Regions from separate parts of the Homo sapiens genome. Here region 2 is linked to region 1. Evidence: chromatin contacts called from ENCODE Hi-C or POLR2A ChIA-PET data. All regions are on one chromosome and are shown on one strand. The core of a region is the stretch at or near the end of the contact, and the rest is flanking DNA. Distances in the headings are between cores, read along the strand shown.

The links. Hi-C counts contacts between places; a loop is a spot of excess contacts on that map. ChIA-PET counts read pairs that join two places held with the same protein, here RNA polymerase II (POLR2A). Pooled maps may share reads with other maps.
Region 2: a loop to region 1 is called in a map of PC-9, with 6 times the contacts of the local background. The contact joins the promoter of GGCT here to the enhancer-like site in region 1. A Hi-C loop is called at or near these places in 10 of 168 maps with a recorded cell type or tissue (B cell, GM12878, PC-9 and 7 more), 2 of 37 single-sample maps with no recorded cell type and 13 of 50 pooled maps. POLR2A ChIA-PET finds 5 or more read pairs at or near these places in 8 of 52 experiments (H1, IMR-90, MCF 10A and 5 more).

Annotation. Positions count from the first base shown.
Region 1 is chr7:30,454,842-30,462,201 of GRCh38, reverse strand. It overlaps NOD1 (nucleotide binding oligomerization domain containing 1), which reads left to right. Exons shown (of 14, transcript NM_006092.4): 2 at 2,161-2,301; 3 at 2,962-3,050; 4 at 5,160-5,481; 5 at 6,891-7,065. The coding sequence starts at 5,281. Among named protein-coding and RNA genes, the nearest start is that of NOD1, 20 kb to the left of the region's middle. Within about 2 kb of position 2,346, at least 15 of the 41 ENCODE cell types and tissues checked have a DNase peak (open chromatin) inside an H3K27ac peak, as active enhancers do; they include PC-9, ascending aorta, endothelial cell of umbilical vein and 2 more, where a contact is called at or near this core.
Region 2 is chr7:30,501,585-30,508,364 of GRCh38, reverse strand. It overlaps GGCT (gamma-glutamylcyclotransferase), which reads left to right and starts at 3,536. Exons shown (of 4, transcript NM_024051.4): 1 at 3,536-3,796. The coding sequence starts at 3,656. RefSeq lists enhancers at 3,061-3,150, 2,570-3,448, 3,591-3,800, 3,449-4,328 and a silencer at 3,951-4,130.

The DNA.
Region 1 (7,360 bases), core at 1,097-3,596:
TTGTATGCAGCAGTGAAGAGAATTTTACATTGAGTATAAACCAGTAGGTCCAGTGTGTATTTTCTTCCTGAGTTTGCAGAATTTTCAGTGACCTCACGTCTTTAACCTCTGTCTCACTGAGTTGCCGATGAAACTGATCTGAAAAGCCAATTAAGATCATTCCTGGCCAGGCACGGTGGCTCACACCTGTAATCCCAGCACTTTGGGAGGCCGAGGTGGGTGGATCACGAGGTCAGGAGATCAAGACCATCCTGGCTAACACGGTGAAACCGCGTCCCTACTAAAAATACAAAAAATTAGCTGGGCATGGTGGCAGGTGCCTGTAGTCCCAGCTACTTGGGAGGCTGAGGCAGGAGAATGGCGTGAACCCGGGAGGCGGAGCTTGCAGTGGGCCAAGATTGTGCCACTGCACTCCCGCCTGGGTGACAGAGCGAGACTCCGTCTCAACAACAACAACAACAACAACAAAGATCATTCCTGGCATCAGTATTTCAAATGGAAGGGCAGCAGGCAGGAACTCTGATGTCTCAACACCCTAGCTTTTAGTGATTGCCCTGGAGTGGCACTGTCCACTTGAGTAGCCCCTGGCCGCATGTGGCTCTTGAGCACTGGAAATGTGGTTGATCCAAACTGAGATGTGCGATTAAAACACATGCCAGGTTTCCAAGCCATAGTATGAAGAAAAAGAATGTAAACTATCTCATTAATAAATTTTTTGTTGATGGGCTGGGTGCAGTGGCTCACACCTGTAATCCCAGCACTTTGGGAGGCTGAGGTGGGAGGATCACTTGAGGCCAGGAGTTCAAGACCAGCCTGGGCAATATGATGAAACCCTGTCTCTACTAAAAATACAAAAAGTAGCCAGGCATGGGGGTGTGCACCTGTAATCCCAGCTACTTAGGAGGCGGAGGCAGGAGAATTGCTTGAACCTGGGAGGCGGAGGCTGCAGTGAGCCGAGATTGCGCCACCGCACTCCAGCCTGGGCGACAGAGTGAGTGAGACTTCATCTCAAAAAATAATAATAAATAAATTTTGTATGGATGACATACTGAAATATTTTGAGTGTATTAGAATTAAAATATATCATTGAAATTAATTTCACCTGTCCATTTTTACTTTTATTAGTGTGGCTATTAGAAAGTTTTAAATTACTAGGAAAGCTGTGTCATATTTCAATTCAACAGAGCTGCTCTATGGTCTCCTTTTTCCCTTTGAAGATCCGCCATCCTGCAATCCCTGCTTCCTTTTCACCAGAGCAGCTTCCCTGAATCTTCTCCTGGAGGCTCTGCAGACCTTTTCTTTAGTTTGGAAGATCACATTGCAGGAGGGGACTTGGGCACTGGTTTCTGTGAGGAGCCCGGAGTGGTGAATTGCCCCTGGGATTCCCTTACCCTGGAAACTAACCCTCTCTGAGGGCAGAAAGCTAGAAAGAAGAGCGGTTGAGAGGAAATGCCTGTGCAACCCCCAGCTCCCTTCGGGGCTCCCTCACTGCCCACAGGCTCTACCCCCACCTGCCTTTGCCTCAGGAGATGGCTTTTGGTGGTGGACTCACCCTCCTCCGATCTCCTCTGCTTCATTTTTCCACTTGGTGATCCATCTTTTGTTCTGCGGTGTGTCCTGTTTTCTGGCTGCCTCCATTAGCTTGGTTTTTTCCTTTGGGTATCCCTGGAGCTGTCTTACCAGGATCTCCAACTTCAGTCCCCATTGGTCTGCACCACTGGCCTGGGAAAGCTCCACCCAGGAGAGCAGACCCAGCTCCCAGATACCTGGCCCCAGCCCAATCTCCGTCCTCTCTTTGCCTGGAAGAGAGGACCAGACCGTCTTCATCAACTGGACCCACCCTTTACCAAGCAAAGAAAGGAAAGGATTGCCCCCCAGGGCCAGCAGATCTCTGGCTGTCTGGTGTTTCTGGTAATAAGTGCCCATGAACTTCGAATTGATCTCCAGTCTCCCATGGTATGGTTTTGGTCTACCCTTAGATTCTGTTTACCAAGGCAGAGTTCAGTTTCTCTGCTTTCCCTTCCAACATCCATACCTTGTTAAGTTCTTGCTGAATTGAGCTAACTCTGCACACCTGATTAAATCTTCAGCCAGGGCTCTGGACATTATAAAGCAGCCTCCTTGCCAGATGGCTGTCATATAATATATTGCTTTATTTAGGTGATTGTAAGTCAGGAGACTTTCCTTCGGTTTCTGCCTTTGATGGCAAGAGGTGGAGATTGTGGCGGCGATTACAGAAAACATCTGGGAAGACAAGTTGCTGTTTTTATGGGAATCGCAGGCTTGGAAGAGACAGAAGCAGTGAGTAAAACGGGCCCCTCGTGGTAGGCGGGCAAAGGTCGGGAAAGGAGGGATGAAGGAAGCTGTGCAACACCCCTTCCCAGCTTTCTAAAGAATGGAGCATGGCATTGCAAAATGCTGAATCACAAAGTGAGAAGTGACTTCTTTCCAGTTTTCTCTCAGCCTTGTGATGATCTTAAAGAGAAAGTCTCAATTCTGTGCTACTGTGTCTTTAACATCTCTCAAATGCTTCCGAGAGAAAACAGGCCCCAACCCTGGAGCCTTTCCAGGCAGCAGGACTAGCTGGAATACAGTAACATTGTGGTATTTCTGGTGAATTAATTTTTGTGTTACTTTCTATGTATTGCAAAGGATATTTTTTTTCTGTTTCTAATGGTGACATTACATTCCTTTAAAATTATTAGAGTTTTCAAAACTCAATTGAAAGCAAAAGGTTAAGCAAATAAAGGACAGGTGTGACTCAATTATGGCAAGAACAACAAAAAAGTGACTATGGTGGGGACGTTGAACATTTAGAAAACACTGTCCTAAAAGAAGAAGGTACAGAGAGTAGTCTGATACCTGGGAGTACTAGATTTTAAAATTATTCTCTTGCCAATTTTATTCATTCATTCACCATGTGCCACAATAATTTTTTTAAGTCTTTCTTTGATTTTGCAGATTCCAGAAATAAATTGGAAATTGAAGATTTAAACAATGTTGTTTTAAAATATTCTAACTTCAAAGAATGATGCCAGAAACTTAAAAAGGTATTATTAACTGCTAATTTAAATTTAATATTGTCAGCTGGTATGCTTTAAATGAACCGATTTTCTAAAGCTAAGGATCCTAAAGTGGGTCATAGAATTGACTGCCATGGAAAATAGCCGGGTGTGGTGGCTCACACCTGTAATCCAAGCACTTTGGGAGGCCGAGGTGGGCAGATCACTTGAGGTCAGGAGTTCAAGACCAGCTTGGCCAACGTGGTGAAACCCTGTCTCTACTAAAAATACAAAAATTAGCTGGGCATGGTGGCACCCGCCTGTAGTTCTAGCTACTCGGGTGGCTGATGCAGGAGAATTGCTTGAGCTCAGGAGGCAGATGTTGCAGTGAGCCGAGATTGTGCCACTGCACTCCAGCCTGAGCCACACAGTGGGACTCTGTCAAAAAAAAAAAAAAAAGAAAAGGCTGGATTAGTATTTAATAACTTTTATTGGAACAATAACTAATATTTTCATACCTTTAAATTTTTTTGGTGAGGATCTCTTGCCCTTCTGTTGCTGATAATTTTAAATTTTACTCTTTCCTGCTCTATCATTTGGATTCTAAAAAGAAAGCTATTGTGTGGGGTCTGGCATTTGATAGGTTAAAAAAAGAAAACATAGAAGCATGTCAAAGAGCAGGAGACTCATGTGCCACTTGGTGGAAAAAAAATTGAGAACCACTGGACCTGAATGTTAACAGATGTGGCTTGTGAAACATATTAATGATGTGGATAGTGTTAAAAGATCTATGAGCTTTTTTTTGAACTACAAAAAAACCTTTTTTTTACTCTCTCTCTGAAATGCATGAGTTTTCCTGCCTAGACAAACGACAAAGTGGCCAATTCCAGGCCTTTCCACTTCCAAGATCATTTTACACACGCAAGTATTCCTGGACAAGAAGAGGCTGAAGGATCTTCTGTGGGATTTTTTTAAAAAATTATTATTTTTTGCTGTTATTGTTACAAGGAAGGTAGTGAGTGCAATTTTGGGATAACTCAGATGAACCCAAATGTTTTTTAATGCCCAAATAAAATAGCCTGGGTCCCTGTTCCTACCCAGACAAGAAACTCAGCACTTGTACCAGGTTTTCAAGGGTTTCCAGAGAGATACCTCTCTTGGGAATCTAATCCCAGGAACTCTGTGCCGGCTCTCCCTCTTCCTCCTGCCCCTCTGCCCTCCCTCTGTCCCACTTCATGCCACATGGGCTATTGCTTTTCCCTCCTTTCCCAGGGTGCTTGTGTATAACAGACTTTGCTGAAGGTCAAGGACACGGGGGAAGAGGTTATAGCACAACCCAAAATGGGCAACAGTGACTGAGACATCACCGTCCGCAGGTTCCTTGCCTCTGGCTACCACAGGAGACTTCATGCTGCTGTCTCTCTTCTCAGGCTATTTTGTGCTGAGACCGTCTCCCACCAAACCCCACAGGTCTTTCTTTCTCAGTTCTGGGCCTGTTCCCTGCTTGGGGAATGCAGAAACCTCCAAGCCCTGTTAACCTTATTATGTAAAATAAACACCTTTCCATCTCTATCCCAGTATAGGATCAAAGCACACTTTTGCTTTATAGTAATAATAAAGATGTTTTGATTTAAAAATAAAAAAGAGTTGGCTATCTCTGGTCACCTACCCTAGAGATGTAACCCTCAAGTGCAAACAATTAAATTATGATTTTTTTTCTTTAATGCATCTAAGATAAAAGTTTTTTTAGAGACAGGGCCTTGCTCTGTCACCCAGGCTGGAGTGCAGTGGTGTGATCATCGTTCACTGCAGCCTTGAACTCTTGTGCTCATGTGATCCTCCTGCCTTAGCCTCCCCAATAGCTGGGACTACAGGTGCGCCACCATGCCTGGCTAATTTTTTTTATTTTTGTAGAGATGGGTGTCTCACTATGTTGCACAGGTTGGTCTCAAACTACTGGCCTTACTTCAAGCTATCTACCCATCTCAGCCTCCCAAAGCGCTGGGATTACAGTCATGAGCCAACTTGCCTGGCCAGATAAAGGTCTTAAGCATGGTTCCTTCCTGCTCTAGGTAGAGAAACCCCACAACCAGTGGGAGGTGGGGTGAGCTCTTTCTGTAGCTTTTGCTTTGCTGATGATGTCATTGATCTCTTCAGGGGCTGCGCAGAGTAGCAGGGGCCCTGGAGGGCGCGGCCTGAATCCTGATTGCCCTTCTGCTGAGAGGACACACGCAGCTGAAGATGAATTTGGGAAAAGTAGCCGCTTGCTACTTTAACTATGGAAGAGCAGGGCCACAGTGAGATGGAAATAATCCCATCAGAGTCTCACCCCCACATTCAATTACTGAAAAGCAATCGGGAACTTCTGGTCACTCACATCCGCAATACTCAGTGTCTGGTGGACAACTTGCTGAAGAATGACTACTTCTCGGCCGAAGATGCGGAGATTGTGTGTGCCTGCCCCACCCAGCCTGACAAGGTGCCCCGGGGACAGGGACGGGCATGGCATTGTGTGGACCCCGGGAGCTAGAAGAGGCCTCTCCCTGCTGATCTGAGTGAAGAGCGTGGGAGTTTAGTCCAGCGGGCAGGGCTGCATTTTGGGGTACTAATAGCACACAAATGCCTGGGTTAGCAGGTTGCACAGTCAGGTATTTTACTTCTGTGTTTGTGTCTGGAGCAAACCCTGACATCTCAGTTCTCATTGCTGTGTGTATTGGTTCCCAGACACTTCATTTTTAGATCCCCTTTAAATTAGGAGGGAAAAAGAACATAAGCATAAGAGCATCCCCAGCAGCGATGTTCATTCAGTGCCTCTGAAGGCTGGAGGGCTGCTTGTTGCTGGGTGAGACTCGGAGGGGAACCGACTCAGGGTCAGGAATGATGACATCCCACGGTGGGTCCACAGTGAAGAATCTTCCCCGCTCCACTGTGGGACGCCTTAACAGCCCTTACTTCCACTTACGCTTTGCGTTATCTCCTGAAAAATAAAATGGAGACCACAAATTCCTTCTTGGTTAGAGGAATGACACAACTCATTTATGACATGACCCCGCTGGGACTCAGAAGAGACCAGGACGGTTTCTGGGGGAAGCAGTAGCACACTCGTGTGCTTTGTTCTCTTCTCTTGATTTGTTTTCCCACATTTTTAACAAGAAAAAAAGCCGTTTTTAATATATGGCCTATCGCCCTCCTACTGTGTGGCCCAGGTGCCTACCTCATTATGCCCAAGGGGTGGTTCTCACCTCTCCACTCTCATTCCTGCACAGCAGTTGTGTCAGGTTAAGAGGGACAAGGAGAAGGCTGGGCACCGTGGCTCACGCCTGTAATCCCAGCACTTTGGGAGGCCGAGGCAGGCAGATCACCTAAGGTCAGGAGTTTGAGACCAGCCTGGCCAACATGGGGAAAACCCGTCTCTAATAAAAACACAAAAATTAGTCGGGCATGGTGGTGGGTGCCTGTAATCCCAGCCACTTGGGAGGCTGAGGAAAGAGAATTCCTTGAACCTGGGAGGTGGAGGTTGCAGTGAGCCAAGATTGTGCCATTGCACTCCAGCCCTCCAGCCTGGGTGACAGAGCAAGACTCTGTCTCAAAAAAGAAAAAAAAAAAAAAGAGGTAGAGAAGTCCATGGCTATTTGTCTGTCCTTTTTATTTTTAGGCTCATGGAAGCCTCCTGGTTTCTTAGAGCTGAGTGGTTTTATTTCTTGCTCAGGAGGTCATTTCACAGATTTTCGGGCTCCAATATGTTGACTGTCACAGCAGCTGGGGGGATGGCATAGCTACCGGCTGTACTAAGAACTCAGAGCCCTGCCCTGAGCCTGCCTGAGGGTCCTTATGGTAGGAGGATGCCCCTCATGCCAGCCCGTGCCCTCATGCTTGTGTCACCTCCAGGTCCGCAAAATTCTGGACCTGGTACAGAGCAAGGGCGAGGAGGTGTCCGAGTTCTTCCTCTACTTGCTCCAGCAACTCGCAGATGCCTACGTGGACCTCAGGCCTTGGCTGCTGGAGATCGGCTTCTCCCCTTCCCTGCTCACTCAGAGCAAAGTCGTGGTCAACACTGACCCAGGTAGGAGTCAGCCCCAGCAAGACCGCAGGCACCAGTGCAAGCAGGGCCCTGGGGGGTTTGGTAATGGCTGGGCCAGCCCTGAGTGCCACCTCAGGAAGCAGGCCCAGGTGCTATTTTGATTTTAGAAAGGAACAGCTGAATCCTGTCTCCCAAGTGCAGCCCAGGTGGCTGCGATTGAACTGCCCACACCTCGATGGTCTGGTTTATAGAGGGGCCTTTGGAAGTATGGGAATGGCCTGTGTTCTGACCCCTTGCTTTCTTCCTATTCTGACATATGTAGACATTTTAATGGTTG
Region 2 (6,780 bases), core at 2,287-4,786, 45 kb before region 1:
CCATCTCTTGACATTGTGATCTGCCTGCCTCAGCCTCCCAAATTGCTGGGATTACAGGTGTGAACCACCACACCCAGCCACATTTTTAAAATTTCTTTTAATCTAGAGCAGCCATCCCTCAGTGCTGCTTTTTTTCTTTTTAATGACACTGACTTATTGAAGACACTGGGCCATGTGTTCAGTAGGGTGTTCCACCATTTATTCTGGGTTTTTCTGGTTGTTTTCTCCTGTTGTAATTTTATTCTTCTATCCTTGCAGTTCCTGAGACAGGAAGATAGATTTAAAGGCTTGATGATGTTGAGGTTAAAATTTTTTGGAAAGAATACTTCATAGATGATGCTGGAGCTTCATATTGCATCAAATTGGGAGATATTTAATGTCAGGCTGGGCCACTTTTATGGTGATAAGATTGTTCTGGGTTAAGGTAGGAGGGGCAAGATTTCCCTGTGTTGTAAAAATGTAACCAGCAGTAGGCCAGGCGCGGTGGCTCACGCCTGTAATCCCAGTGACAGGTGAAGCCAGCTGGGCTTCTGGGTCGGGTGGGCACTTGGAGAACTTTTCTGTCTAGCTAAAGGATTGTAAACGCACCAATCAGCACTCTGTGCCTAGCTAAAGGTTTGTAAACGCACCAATCAGCACTCTGTGTATAGCTAAAGGTTTTTAAGTGCACCAATCGGGGCTCTGTGTCTAGCTAACCAGGTAGGAGGCTTAGAGAACTTTTCTGTCTAGTTAAAGGATTGTAAATGCACCAATCAGTGCTCTGTGTCTAGCTAAAGGTTTGTAAACACACCAATCAGGGCTCTGTCAAAACAGACCAATCAGCTCTCTGTGAAATGGACCAATCAGCAGGATGTGGGTGGGGCCAAATAAGGGAATAAAAGCAGGCCACCAGAGCCAGCATGGGCAACCCACTTGGGTCCCCCTCCAGGCTGTGGAAGCTTTGTTCTTTTACTCTTTGCACTAAATCTTGCTGCTGCTCACTCTTTGGGTCCGCACCGCCTTTATGAGCTGTAACACTCACCACGAAGGTCTGCAGCTTCACTCCTGAAGCCAGCGAGACCATGAACCCACAGGAAGGAACAACTCCAGACGGGAGGAACGAACAATTCTGGACGGGAGGAACGAACAACTCCGGATGGGAGGAATGAACAACTCTGGACGTGCCACCTTTATGAACTGTAACACTCACCATGAAGGTCTGCAGCTTCACTCTTGAAGTCAGCAAGACCACAAACCCACCAGAAGGAATGAACAACTCCAGATGCACCGCCTTTAAGAGCCGTAACACTCAACCGCGAGGGTCTGCAGCTTCACTCCTGAAGCCAGCGAGACCATGAACCCACAGGAAGGAACAACTCCAGACAGGAGGAACGAACAATTCTGGACGGGAGGAACAAACAACTCCGGATGGGAGGAATGAACAACTCTGGACGAGCCACCTTTATGAACTGTAACACTCACCATGAAGGTCTGCAGCTTCATTCCTGAAGTCAGCAAGACCACAAACCCACCAGAAGGAATGAACAACTCCAGATGCACCGCCTTTAAGAGCCGTAACACTCACCGCGAGGGTCTGCAGCTTCACTCCTGAAGTCAGTGAGACCACAAACCCACCAGAAGGAAGAAACTCCAGACACATCTGAACATCTGAAGGAACGAACTCCGGACACACCATCATTAAGAACTGTAACACTCACCGCGAGGGTCAGCGGCTTCATTCTTTAAGTCAGTGAAACCAAGAACCCACAATTCCGGACACACCAGCACTTTGGGAGGCCGAGGCGGGCAGATCACGAGGTCAGGAGATCAAGACCATCCTGGCCAACATGGTGAAACCCCGTCTCTACTAAAAATACAAAAAATTAGCCAGGCATGGTGGCGGGTGCCTGTAGTCCCAGCTACTCAGGAAGCTGAGGCAGGAGAATGGTGTGAACCCGGGAGGCGGAGCTTGCAGTGAGCCGACATCACACCACTGCACTTCAGCCTGGGCGACGGAGTGAGACTCTGTCTCAAAAAAATAAAAATAAAATAAATAAATTGTAACCAGCAGTAATCCTCAGGGAGTAATTTGGCATCAAGTGAATATCCTGTTCCCTATCACCTTTTCACCAAATGATATCACTGATGATCCTGGCATGAATCAATTATAAAATTCCATTATTCATTTAGGATGACTTAGTTGGCATACTTTTGTAAAGAGAACTGTTTCCTCATCAACTGATGCTCGTCATCAGCTGTATTTCAGTTACCCCGAAATACAGCTGCTACTAGAAAGGCGGAATACCTGTTTGTTTTCTTAAATTATCACTTTGCAGAGTAAAGTTGGTGTAATAGTCACCACCAATAGTGTGGCAAATGAAGTTATAGTTTTTTTTTTAATTTGGATTACTCTTTGGGGGGAATGGCTTTTTTATGTTTAAAGTTTCCAATCATTTTTCAGTTTGCAGTCATTGTTATTTTTGATTCTCAAATTGTTCTAATTTTGGCCAGTGGGCAACTTCAGGCTGGTTCCCATGTCCTTTTAGAAGGACCTCGTTCGTCTTGAGAGGCGTCCTGAGCTTCTGACACAAGATGTTCCAAGTTGTCCTCATTCACTCCTAGCTCCTGACCTGGCATCAGTCATTTCTCGAAGGATCACTTGGTACCTTTTAGTGGGGGGTGGTATTTAGAGATTAATAGCTGGGTGTCAAGGATAGACAATGTTCCTATGCCCTTATGTTCATTCAAAAGTTAACAATATAGGTTTTAAAAAATACACCCAGGATGTGTGTGTGTGTGGGAGGGGGTAACCAAAACACAATATAGGGGTTTCTACTGTGACCCTAACTTATATTATGATCCCGATTTTTAAAAAGAGGAAACGGAGACCAGAGGTGCCCAAAGTTACTTGGCTAGTAAATGGCAGCGTCGGGATTTAAGCCCAGGCATGTAACTTCCATGTAACAGGGAAGGGAGTCCCAAGCATTCAGAGGGGCCGCTCCAGCAGGCGACGGGTCCGTGGAAAGGGGTCAGATTGATGACCAGTGCTGGGGGTGCCGGAACCAGCAGAAAGGGTGAACGGACCCGTCCTGCCCGACTCCTCTAGGCCAGGAAGGCAGGACCCGGCGAGCTGCCGGATGAGGGAGCCGTTGATGGAGTCGCCTGGGCCGCTGTTTCGCCTCAGATCTGACCAGAACTTCCTAAGGCACAGAAAGTACCAAAGAACCACACACAAGCACCCCAGAGCGAAGAAACCAGTCACGCGCCACGACCTTCAGCCAGTGTCCATGGGACCCGACCCGCCTGTGAGGAGTGCCTGTCCACCCCTCAATCAGAGGAAGCCTTGAGCAAGGAGGGGCGGGACATCAGTAGGTCGTGTCCAATGAGGAGCCAGCGCCGGATTGCTTCAGGACAGACTATTTCTGAGTCTCGGCGGAAGGCGGAGGGAAGGCCGTGGGGATGGCCAATCAAAGGGGGCGACTCAGGTCGGTGGGGACCGGCAGCCAATCAGGAGAGCGCTCGCTCCTGACTCGACCGGCCCACGCTTCCCGCCAGTCCCCTAACCCTGAGGCTGCCGCGCGGCGGTCACTGCGCCGGGGTAGTGGGCCCCAGTGTTGCGCTCTCTGGCCGTTCCTTACACTCTGCTTCAGGCTCCAGTGCAGGGGCGTAGTGGGATATGGCCAACTCGGGCTGCAAGGACGTCACGGGTCCAGATGAGGAGAGTTTTCTGTACTTTGCCTACGGCAGCAACCTGCTGACAGAGAGGATCCACCTCCGAAACCCCTCGGCGGCGTTCTTCTGTGTGGCCCGCCTGCAGGTGAGTGCCCCCTCCCGCGCTACCCACGCCGGGGCCGGGATGCCCAGAAGGCGCTTCCTCGGGGGCACACGTGGCCGATCGGGCCAGGAATGCAGTTCTTCTTGATGAGGGTACTAGGACGCGGCTTCCGCCTCCTGGGCGGGTCCACCTCCTCCGCTGCGCCCACTGCCCGGCCCTGCCCGGGCCACGGTGCCCTCTCGGGCTGCCTGGAGCTTTCCCCCTCCTGGCCTTTGCACCGGCTGCTCGGTCTGCACCGATTTGGCCTCTCGTCCACTAACTTAACAGATTGCATACAGTTGGTACTTCTGGAGAGTCTTCTCTGACCCGTGTCTGGGAATTGGTTGCCTTCTGTTCTGTACATAACCTTTGTTACAGCACTTCTCACCTGGCATTGTGAAAATCCGTTTACCTGCCTTTCGCTCCTCATCTAAGAGGTCCTGAAAGCTGGGACCATGTCTTATTTGTAATAATGCTGTGTTCAGTTAGGTCAAGGGGCTGCATGAACTATAACCAGTGTTGGTAAATCATTGCTCTTCAGCCCAGTCCATTCATTCATTTAGTACATATTCTTCCGGCACTTAACACTAAGGGTATAAACATGATTGAGTAAAGTGGCTGTTTCGAGGAACTCTCAGTCTGTAGGACAGAGGTGCAATAGATTATGTTCAAAACCTTTTTGACAGCGTCGAATGAGACAAACATGATCTCTGCTAACATCGTGAGTTCTTAGTTGCAAGCAACAGAAACTGGCTGATTTAAGCAAAAAAAAAAAAAAAAAAAAAAAAAAGAATGTGTTGAAAGGCTATTGGAGAGCTCACAGAATGACCAGGAAGGCAGGAGTACAAAGCTGACAAAACGGACAAGCATAAAGGGAGGCACAGCAACTGTAATACAGTGGGCATCACACAACAGAACCAGCCCACGGAGCCTCTTCCACGCCACTGCTGAACTTGGTAAACGTGGATGCTGTATTGTCCACCACCCCCTGCCCTGGACACTGCCTGCCTCTGTACATCCCTGCAGTTCCTGAAACCCAAATGTGTCAGCCTCTCTGGAGTCCCTGCTGTCTTGGGCACTAGCTTCTAATTGAAAGCCCCAGAATGTCCCGATTGGCTAAGTTTTGGCCACGTACCCATGCCGTGATTTTAAGCAAAACTGAGAGAACCAGCTTCTGGCCTTTGAAGCCTCAAAAATGGGAGTCAGGCTCTGATACTCCCTATTCCCAAACTCGTAAGGTAGGGAATTTCCCAACTGTAGGAAGGGAGTCCAAATGCTTACAGTCAGGGCAAGGGGAAGAGATATTAAACAAGGGATTATTCAGTTACAGGTATATGGTCCATCTTAAAAAGGAGGCATGCAAAGTGCAATGGGGCGTATGACCAGGGTACCTGACCTAACCAGGATGCTCAGGAAAGCCCTGCCTGAAAATGTGACTTTTAAGTTGAGACCTGAATGATTGTAGAGGTGGGGAGCACACAAAACAGGGAACAGCATCTTCTGCAAAGGACCTGAAGAAAGAGGAAGCTGGATCTTTCAGTCAGTGTGGCTGGAGTTTAGTAAGGGGAATGTGGCATGAAGACTGGAGATATGTGGAAGGGCCACATCTTCCAGGACCACAGAAGCCAAATAAGACACACTGCAGAACTAAAGCACATGAAAGATAGATTTCTATCTCCAAAAGCCCATTCTGGTCACATGGAAAATAGATTTGAAGGAGGGAAGAGTGAATGTGGAGAGTTCAAGAAGTTTTTGCAGCAATTTATGCCAAAGATAATGAATGGCATCTTGAACTAGGGTGGTGGCAGGGCAGGGTGGATGGATTTGAGAACTAATTTGGAGATAACATTGTTAAAGCATAGTGATTGAGTGTGAAGAGAATACCAAAGATGACTCAGGTTTTTGGCACCAGGTAGATGCAGGTGATGTTTGCAGAGAAAAGAGGAAAATCCGGCTTGGGAGGAGAAAATTTTAAGTTCAGTTTGAACATTTTGAATTTGAAATGCTTGCTAAACAGTCAAGTGAACAGAATAATATTAGCAAACATTTATTAAGTACTTACTGTGTGCTAGGCCCTGTTCTAAGCACTTCTGAAGCTCAGAAGAGAGATCTGGTCTGGGTTTAAAGATGATCAGAATATTTGAAGCCATTGGAGGGGATGAGAATGTCTTGAGCAAATTGCCAAATGAATAGAGAAAATGGCCTAGACCATGGGTGTCCAACCTTTTGGCTTCCTTGGGCCACACTGGAAGAAGAAAAATTGTCTTGGGCCACACATAAAATACACTAAAACTAATGATAGCTGATGAGCTAAAACAAAAACAAAAACAAAAAAAAGGCCCATGCATAATTTTTGTGATGTCCGCCACCACAGGTAAGCAAAAAAGTTCTTGCATCCAAAGGGTTGGACACCCATGGCCTAGACTGAGCCTTGAGCAACTCCAACATTTAAAAATCAGGTAATGGAGGAGGAGTTGGCAAAGGGGATTGAGATCAAGGAACAGCCTGAAAATCAGGAAAGAGGCAGATCAGGAGAAGGTGGTTACCTATGTTCCGCTGAGAAGTGGAACAAGATGAGGAATGAAAATAGTTTATTGGATTTAGCAATACACAACCAGTTAGTGTGAATTGTAACTTTTATCACATCTCCTGGTGTCCTGCCAGGGACATGTGGTCCTAGAAGAACATCTCTTATGCTGAATAAAGGTACTGGTCACTCCAACCACCCCAATTCCTGAGATGTCTGACAAGTTTTTCTAGAAAATATAAGTGACAGGGATAAAATATAAACCTGAAAAGGATCCTAGAATTATCGTTTAGTTCAACTTTTTAAATTTATCTATAAGGAAACTAAGCTCTGGAAAGATGGAAAGAAATCTTCCTAGACCAAATAAGCCACATAAGGATTCTGTATTTTATTTGTTTTGTTTTTGTTTATTTTTTAGTTTGTTTTTTCATGTAAGGATTTTTAATCTTCCCCAGGACTC